Regions from separate parts of the Mus musculus genome. Here all the other regions are linked to region 1. Evidence: chromatin loops called from intact Hi-C (ENCODE). Cell type or tissue: left cerebral cortex. All regions are shown on one strand.

The links. Hi-C counts contacts between places; a loop is a spot of excess contacts. Peaks named below come from ENCODE experiments on the same cell type or tissue, not always from the same donor. Only the 100,000 strongest peaks of a DNase experiment are listed, where the experiment ranks them.
Region 2: a loop joins it to region 1, with 3 times the contacts of the local background. A loop is called at or near these places in 12 of 42 quality-filtered maps.
Region 3: it touches region 1 in a loop (4-fold over the local background); 28 of 42 quality-filtered maps call a loop at or near these places.

The regions. Positions count from the first base shown.
Region 1 is chr11:94,403,627-94,406,126 of GRCm38, reverse strand. No RefSeq gene overlaps it. Among named protein-coding and RNA genes, the nearest start is that of Abcc3, 12 kb to the right of the region's middle. In left cerebral cortex, a CTCF peak has its summit at 1,230 (motif pointing right); DNase peaks (open chromatin) are centred at 58, 497, 1,272 and 2,158; H3K27ac peaks cover 1,575 bases.
Region 2 is chr11:94,234,950-94,237,449 of GRCm38, reverse strand. It overlaps Wfikkn2 (WAP, follistatin/kazal, immunoglobulin, kunitz and netrin domain containing 2), which reads left to right. Exons shown (of 2, transcript NM_181819.2): 2 at 1-1,498. Among named protein-coding and RNA genes, the nearest start is that of Wfikkn2, 6.4 kb to the left of the region's middle. In left cerebral cortex, a CTCF peak has its summit at 1,216 (motif pointing left); a DNase peak (open chromatin) is centred at 1,205; H3K27ac peaks cover 1,473 bases.
Region 3 is chr11:94,339,019-94,341,518 of GRCm38, reverse strand. It overlaps Ankrd40 (ankyrin repeat domain 40), which reads right to left. Exons shown (of 5, transcript NM_027799.2): 5 at 1-1,966. The coding sequence ends at 1,820. Among named protein-coding and RNA genes, the nearest start is that of Gm51871, 12 kb to the left of the region's middle. In left cerebral cortex, a CTCF peak has its summit at 1,139 (motif pointing left); a DNase peak (open chromatin) is centred at 1,131.

The DNA of each region.
Region 1 (2,500 bases):
ACCACATAGTGAGCTGGAAACCAGCCTGGGCTACGAGATAGTCCCTGTCAAAACCAGCCAAACAAAAACCCACCAACAAAACAATGACATCGGTGATGGAAAGAAACTGGTGTGTCTCATTGCACAGGTTTGAAAGTAGAGAAGAAACAGCCGCTGAGTCTGAACGGTGCATGGTGATCTTGGGGAAGTGGGGTTGGGGAGACAGCAGGTCTTTGGTTAGGGCCTCCAACGCAGGGGCTTCTGAGACAAGGGTAGTGGGGGGGGTGCTTTTGGAAGCTAGAGCATCTCTCTCTCTCTCTCTCTCTCTCTCTCTCTCTCTCTCTCTCTCCCTCTCTCTCTCCCTGGGTGCCTTGCCTTCTTGCCTTCATTCAGTCTTCTTCCTGGGGGTTCAAAGAAGAAACTGTGTCAAGAGCCCCAGGCCTCCACCTCGGGCTTGGCTGCTTCAGTTTCCACCCCCAAGGCTCCAGGAAAAGGCCTGTCTGGGGGTGGGGAACTGGGAAAAAAAGGAGTGATCTGAGCTGGTGCTAAAAACAAACCTGAGGCTCACACGCAGTCTCTCGCTCCTCCAAGGGCTGAAGCCAGGGAAGTACCCGGCTAGCTTTTTTTTTTTTTTTTCCATGCAGTGGTGGGTTCATAGAAGTTAAGAGCTGAGGTCACACAGTCAGAATTTGACTCTAGGGCTGGCCTTCTGCAGCCCACACCATCTCAGTCTGTTCTCACTGCGGAGGAAACAGGAAGCGATGGAAAGATCCATGCTTACAAAATGAAAAGAATTTTGCAAGGAGGCTAGGGGACCCTTTCCTGAAGCGGTCACATTGGGTTTATAGAAATACACATGTGTTCTCTGTGTGGCATAGTCAGTGGGCTAGAAGGGTCCACGGCCTCCCACCTGGTGGGATACTAGCCTCTAACATGATCCCAGCCATAGGGATTGTGGTGGTGTCCTTTGACCTCCAAGGTAATGCAGGTTCTGCAGTCACTCCAGGTTTCCAGGCAATGTCCTTCCCTAGAATGGCTCGCTCTGCCCTTTGAACCCCTGGCACCTGCTTGTCTCAATCACCACGGTCTCCACCCTTCTTTCATGCTCCCACCCGGGCCTCTACCCACTTTCCAAATATGTTTCAGCCTCACCTTCATCCGTTCTCCCAACGTTGTCTGGTGCCCTATGGTTTCCCCTGCTGAGGCGCCAACCTGCCCCACCTGGTGACAGCCATGTAGTGAGGGCGTTAGACACCAGGTGGCAGCACAGAGCACTTTCAGCTGGTGCCACCCAGGGTTTCTCTGCAAGAGGGATAAATCTGGGAAGAAGATACCAACTGTGGTGGATCCGTCCACACACAGATGCCCTGTATAGCCCAAAAGAGGAAGCAGCTCACGGTGTGAAGAACTTGTCTGTGTGGAACCACAGACTAGAACACACCATCTGAGCGCTGGGGAGCCACAGCCAGGTGGAAAGGGAGGGTGAGTCCCTGGTGCCAACAGGCCCCTTAAGGCCACTAAACTAATCCCAGACCGAGGTGGCATGTTGGATAGGGGACTTAACTCTCAAAGCAAATCTAGTTGTTTACTGATCCCATCTGTAGGGCAGGATAAAGTGGATCAAGGAATGAGCTGCCCAGTAAAGTCCAGGAGGGAAGTCTGCTACAAACCCCACACTCTGCGTGCCTTAGCTCCTATCCCAGTGTATGAGCTTGGCTGAGACCCACAGATCCTATTAATTATTACTTTGAAAACTCTGAAATCGGGTGCAGTAGCCAAGCCCTGGCCTGCATGCCAATTAGATGAGGGAGCAGGCTGGGGCAGAGGGCAGACTTGCTGAGACTGGGAGGGGTCCAGGCAGATCCAGATGGGCTGAAGTCTGGCGGAAGCCAGAAGGGGGAAGCAGGGTGTGCGCCGGTGCATAATTTAGGGGTGTTCACAAACTTTAAAGGTCTGTAAACATTCAGTGAGATGGGGGGTGGGGGTCACATTGCTGGTTCTACACTGTCCCTTTTGTTAGATCCAACCCACCCTGCCCACAGGCAGCATTTCCTGTGCCTAGGTCTTCCTGTCTCCTTTGCGCTTCTTTCTAGCTCCTGCTGCTATGCCCACTCTGGATTTGCCTTTCCCTTTTTCTTCTCTTGCCCGTTTTCTTGCCAGGAAATTCCTGACGCGGGACTCCTTCAAGATGCTCACTGGCGGAGGAGACACAGCGCATGCGTAGTCCATCTAGTTTGGAATCGCAGCCAGGTGGAAAAGCAGGGCGAGGCATTGGTCACCAGACTCTGTTCCCCTCTATGCCTCAGCTCAAACCTTGTTGCTCCTCTCATCATCCCATTCGATAGAAATATCTTAGTTCTGAATACTCAAAGGCAGAGTGGGCCTTGCTCACTTTGGGGACTGTTCCTCGTGACACGGTGGCCTCACTACCTACCTTCTAGGGAAATGACATTCTGAGAAATGCTGCTTTAACTTTCCCTATACAAAGCAAACTTTCACCCAATCTGTAATAAGTTAACCA
Region 2 (2,500 bases), 170 kb after region 1:
CGAAGTTTTAGCACCATCTCTATGTTCTCTCTGCCTGTCCGTGGTCTCACTTTGAAAATGGTAGTGAGCACTAGCCCCCTTTAGAGGTCTGTGGCCCATCGCTTCCCATACTACCAGCGCTGTGACCTTGGACAAGTTGCTTAACCTCTCTGTGCCTTAGATTATTGTGAACAAAGTGGGAAGAGTGGTTGTACCCCCTGGGCTTAGAAGAAAGCAGTGAGCTAAAGGAAGTCGGGGAACCTGACAGGTTCTTTGGGTTCCATAAAATGTCTGTATCTCTGCCCCAGCCCCCAGCCTCCACCCCAGACAAGGTTTCTCTGTGTAGCCCTGGCTGGCCTGGAATTCACTCTGTAGACCAGGTTGGCCATGAACTCAGAGATCTGCCTGCCTCTGCCTCCCAAGTGCTGGGATTAAAAGCGTGCACCACCACGTCTGGCTAGAAGGTCTGTATCTCTGATAGCTGAGAAGGGGGCTGGCAGGGGGAAGAAAGGGCATAGGTAAGTTGTTTCCCATGGGTGGTTCCCTCGGGCAGTCTCGTCCCCCTTTGCTGACCCATGCCCCTCTGCCCAGTCGCCTAGCCTGGGGTCAGGAGGAGATGCCATCTGTATTGTAGAATGGTTTAGCTTGTATAGGAGGTATGTGGGAAGAGAGAGATAAGAGAGTTCGAGGGTCATTTAAGACAGCTGCCCTACTGTGTGCCGCCCCACTACACGGCTGTAGTCAGAGACCATCCACATCAAGGGTCGTGAACATCAAGAAGCCAAAGCTTCAACCTAGGCTCTAACTTCTCCTAATGGAGACTGAAGGGCCGGCTGCCTTTGGTGTCACCACACCAAGCGAATCCATGTTTTCTTTCCTTAGCTGCCTTGGTTTGCTTGTGTGCTTCTGTACATTTCAGCTCAGTGAACACTTCCTGGGTGCCAGGTGCTAGGACCATAGAGACTGATTCTGCTCTACTGGCCGAGTCTGAAGGCCGTCCTGTATCTCAGCTCCCCCAGGCGCCAGTGGGTGATTGACAGCGGCTAGGCATTTTCATCTGATGAGCCAGGTGCTTTCATGTGCTGTGGACTTCCTAGGAAAAGCCCAAAGATCTGTTTTGGTAGCAAGAGAAATAAAGAAGACAAAGGCAGGAGGATCAGGGGGCAGCCTAGGCACCAGAGAGGATGTGGGCCCAGGGAGAATGAACATTGCTTGATGCTGCCATCTAGTGGTGCATATGGGCACCTTCAGGGATCAGGAGGAAAGATCTATCTGGGTGGGGCCTGGGAGGGGCCTCTTGGCGATGGCAGCTCTGAGATCACTTGTTTCTTCTGGTCCCAGATACAAAGGCACTGTGTAGAGGATTTGGAACCCCTCTGTCATCTCTGCATCTGCCCTGTTCCCTCCTCAGACCTTCATTCTTTCGACATCCCTCCAAAGGAAGCACTGTGGGATGCCCTAATGGCTTCCTCAAATATACGGAGGACGATAATAAATAAAATTTCATAGTGTCAACTGCTCTACGTGTGTGGCTCTTTTAGGAAGGTGAGGAAGGGGCGGTGATCATGTCATTGACTCTGGTGGCCTCTTAGGAGGGAAGTTCGGTCAATGGCACCATATTTGGGCCGTGAAGGGACACAGTAGCTTCTCAGGGCCCCTATGAAATATAAGGCTCCTTAACCACACTCTGAAGAGTTTAATGAGGTAACCGGGAGAAAACCTAACCAAGAAGGCAGGGTGACTTTTCCACACTCGTAGACAAGGAGCGCTATGGCCCCGGCCTGTGGCCTAACTGCTCTGTGGGGGACAGCAGGGATCAGGGCCACAGACAAGATCCTCCTGCCTCTAATACTGTGGAGTCTAAGTGTGAAGGTGGGAGGGACAAAAGCAGGGCAGGCAGATGCTCTGCTGTGACTTCTAGGGACGTCAGGAAGCGGCCTGCTCTCCAGCGTCCTCAGGGTGCCCGAGTTCTGACAAAGCTGGCAGTCGTGCATTTGAACCCAGGGAGACTTACTGTTGTTCCCCAGACCCAATCAAGAGTGTGGAACCCACAGCCTGTTTCATCCTCAACAGAGGCACCCCTCCCTTGCATTTCCATGGGGTTCTCGGGGCTATACCCAAAGGAGGAATTCAAGCCAGGCCCAGCCTGGCCTAGAGCAGCCTCTTTCACCTAAAGGCTTGGGGGTGGGTGGGTGAGGGGCTTCTATTTCTAAGAGAAGAGGGGGCAGGGAGTGGGAAGGCCACACCATCACTAAAGGACACTGAGCAAGGAACTTAGCCCTCGGGATGACATGAACGATGATCACTTCCCAACCTAGTCAGGTGTCCAATGAGGGTGAGGACTGTTGCCTCACTCTGTCCATAGCAGCCTGGGGACACCGACTGAACCTGCTTCTAGGCCACAATATCCAACAAATACTCTCAGAGCCCAAGGGCAAATGCCTCCTCCCCAGCCTCACCTGTCACCTGCCGCTTTAGTTCACGTGTACAAAGAAGAGTCTAAACCCCACGGTTAAGTCCA
Region 3 (2,500 bases), 65 kb after region 1:
CCACCACAACCTTTGGTCAGTCTGAAGTGCTTGCTTGCTCCTCTGTAGCCCACCTCCCAGCCAGCTCTACTGCTTCTCAGAATCTCTAATCAACCAGGGAGGCTGAAGGAGTCTCAACCCCAGTGATTTAGACATGAATTAATACTGAGTTTATTTCTTCTAAGATAGAATCACGCTTAATTGAATTACTAAACTTTTTCAAAGCAAATTAGGAGGGAAAAAGGTTAGTACATTTAGTTAAAGTAGTTTCTGATTGGTTGAAACACAAGGGAGGTGTCTTCATTAAAGCACTTGGGAAAGGGGGTGGTGAGCCACAGCCACTCCACTACGCAAACACTCTACAAGGGAAGTCACCAGCTGTGCCAGGGCCAGGCACCATGCAGTCACCTCACAGTGACCCACACAGTGACACTGGCTTTGAAGAACACCTCAAGCTCATTTCAGCACTCAGGCGGCAGTGGGAGGCCATTACCTCAGCACAAGGTTCTCTTCCAGTGCATCTGCATGTTTTCAGTCAACTGCAGTGTTCTAATAAAATTAAGTTAATACCCAGGAAGTTAAGTTTCTTTGGAAACTATAGGCACTATGGGGAAAAGCTTAAGACAGCAGGGGTCCCGTCAACAGCTGCTCCAGCCCTGTTCTCCTGCTCTTGTGTGCGCCAGGTCCTATCTATCTAAAGTTAAGCAAACCGAGGTGGCTTTTCGTCTTTAATGAGGCTGAGGGGGGGAGACTCTTGCATGCGCTCTTGGAGAAGAGTCGTACACCATGCTCCAGAGTCTAATCAGGCCCTCACAACTGACTGTGGAGGTAACGGGGAATTCCTAAAATTGAACAATTTGTTTATAAAAGCAACAGATTCCAGAGTTATGTAAAAACCCTAATAATTTTCAAAATAACCTTTATCTTTGATACAAAAATAAAGATGCTAACTCCTTTAGTTCAGTTTCCCACAATAACCTTTAAACCAGCAACAAGTCCGGGCTCAAAAGCTGCTCTTTGTTCCTGGAGGGAGTGAGAGTGGTGGGCGCCTTGTCCAACAGCGCCTGTGCTCTTCTTGAATGGTGCAATTAGACAGGGTGACAGGAGTGGCCACGGAGCAGGTGGTGGCTCCTTTAGAAAGCATTAGAGAGCCCTCTAGTGACTGTGGAGGGGAGCAGATGTGAAGATGACTGTCGAGACAGCCGCAGTCATCAGTGGTCATAAAAGAAAACTGGGGGAGGGGAAGCTCTTTTGGTTAACAGCCTATTTACAATTAGGTAACTATATTTTAAATACTTTAAACCTGAGTAACATTTATAAATATGCTATATGAGACCTCACAGCCACAGGTCATACCAGAATCCCTCTGTCCAGTACCTGTGTGTGCTTTCTTTCTTTCCCCAGTCTTCCTCCCTCATCAGTTCAAAATTTCTTGAGTGTCACGAGCATGCAACACCAAGAGAGGCACGCCCGGCCCTTCAGGCGCACTGTCAACAGGAGTGGCTAGAAATAGGTCTGCGCTCTCAGCTTCTGCTTTGACAACTCTCTAGATCCTGCACATTAAACACTGGCTCTCGAACCTTCGGCTTCTGCCTCTCAAGACTACTTTCCAGCTGTTCAAAGATTCAGCAATAGTTTATTGTGCACCAAGAGGCTTGGAAGAGTGGCACCGCTGCTGGGGGGTCGGGGCTCCTGCCTGGTGAGGCGGGGTGTTAGTGAACACTACGCAGTGGCACCAGGGGCCCTGGTGGGCATACGAGGCTTTGGGATCAATGGCTTGTCCTTTGGCCCAGAGATGACACATACTGTCACAGTACTCAGTGATGAAGTCCCTGCTGCATCAGTACGTCAGTTTTGAAGCTCTCCGGTTATAGCAAGGCCTCTCAGTCAGTGTGGATGCAGCGTTTCTAAACAGAAAATTATTGTCACTTATCATCAGAACCAGTTCCAGCTCCTGGAAGTCCTGGAGTCGGGCAACATCTTTGTCCTGAAACAAAACCGGGTAATGGATTAAAATTTTCTTTTCATTTAGTTAGCTCTTTATTACATTTGTTCGTTTTGTGTGCACACATTTGTGTTATAATGCACATGTGGAGATCAGAGGGCAACCTGTGGGAACTGGTTCTCTCCTTCCACCATGTGGGGCCCTGGGACAGACAGAACTCAGGTCTTCAGGCTTTGCAGTAGGTGCCTCTACCCACTGAGCCAACTTGCCAGCCCAAGGCAACAGAGCAATAGCAGCAGTCTGTGTCTATGCTTGGTTGGTTGTATTAATTCCAGGGTCTTGGTTCATCTTTAATCTAAAAGGAAAATTAAATCCCTGAGACAGCTAAGCAGTGATCAGCCCCCACATTTAATCTGAACAAGAAGGAGAAAGTTCTGTCTCTGTTGCAGGATGAGAATGCCCTAAAGGGACAGGCAGGTGAGTGTCAGGTTTCCTCAGGAACTTAGAGAAGCCAGAAGCTTGATGCTGGAGAGCCCATAGCTGGCTGGAGCATCACAAAGATGCCAGGTGGGCCGC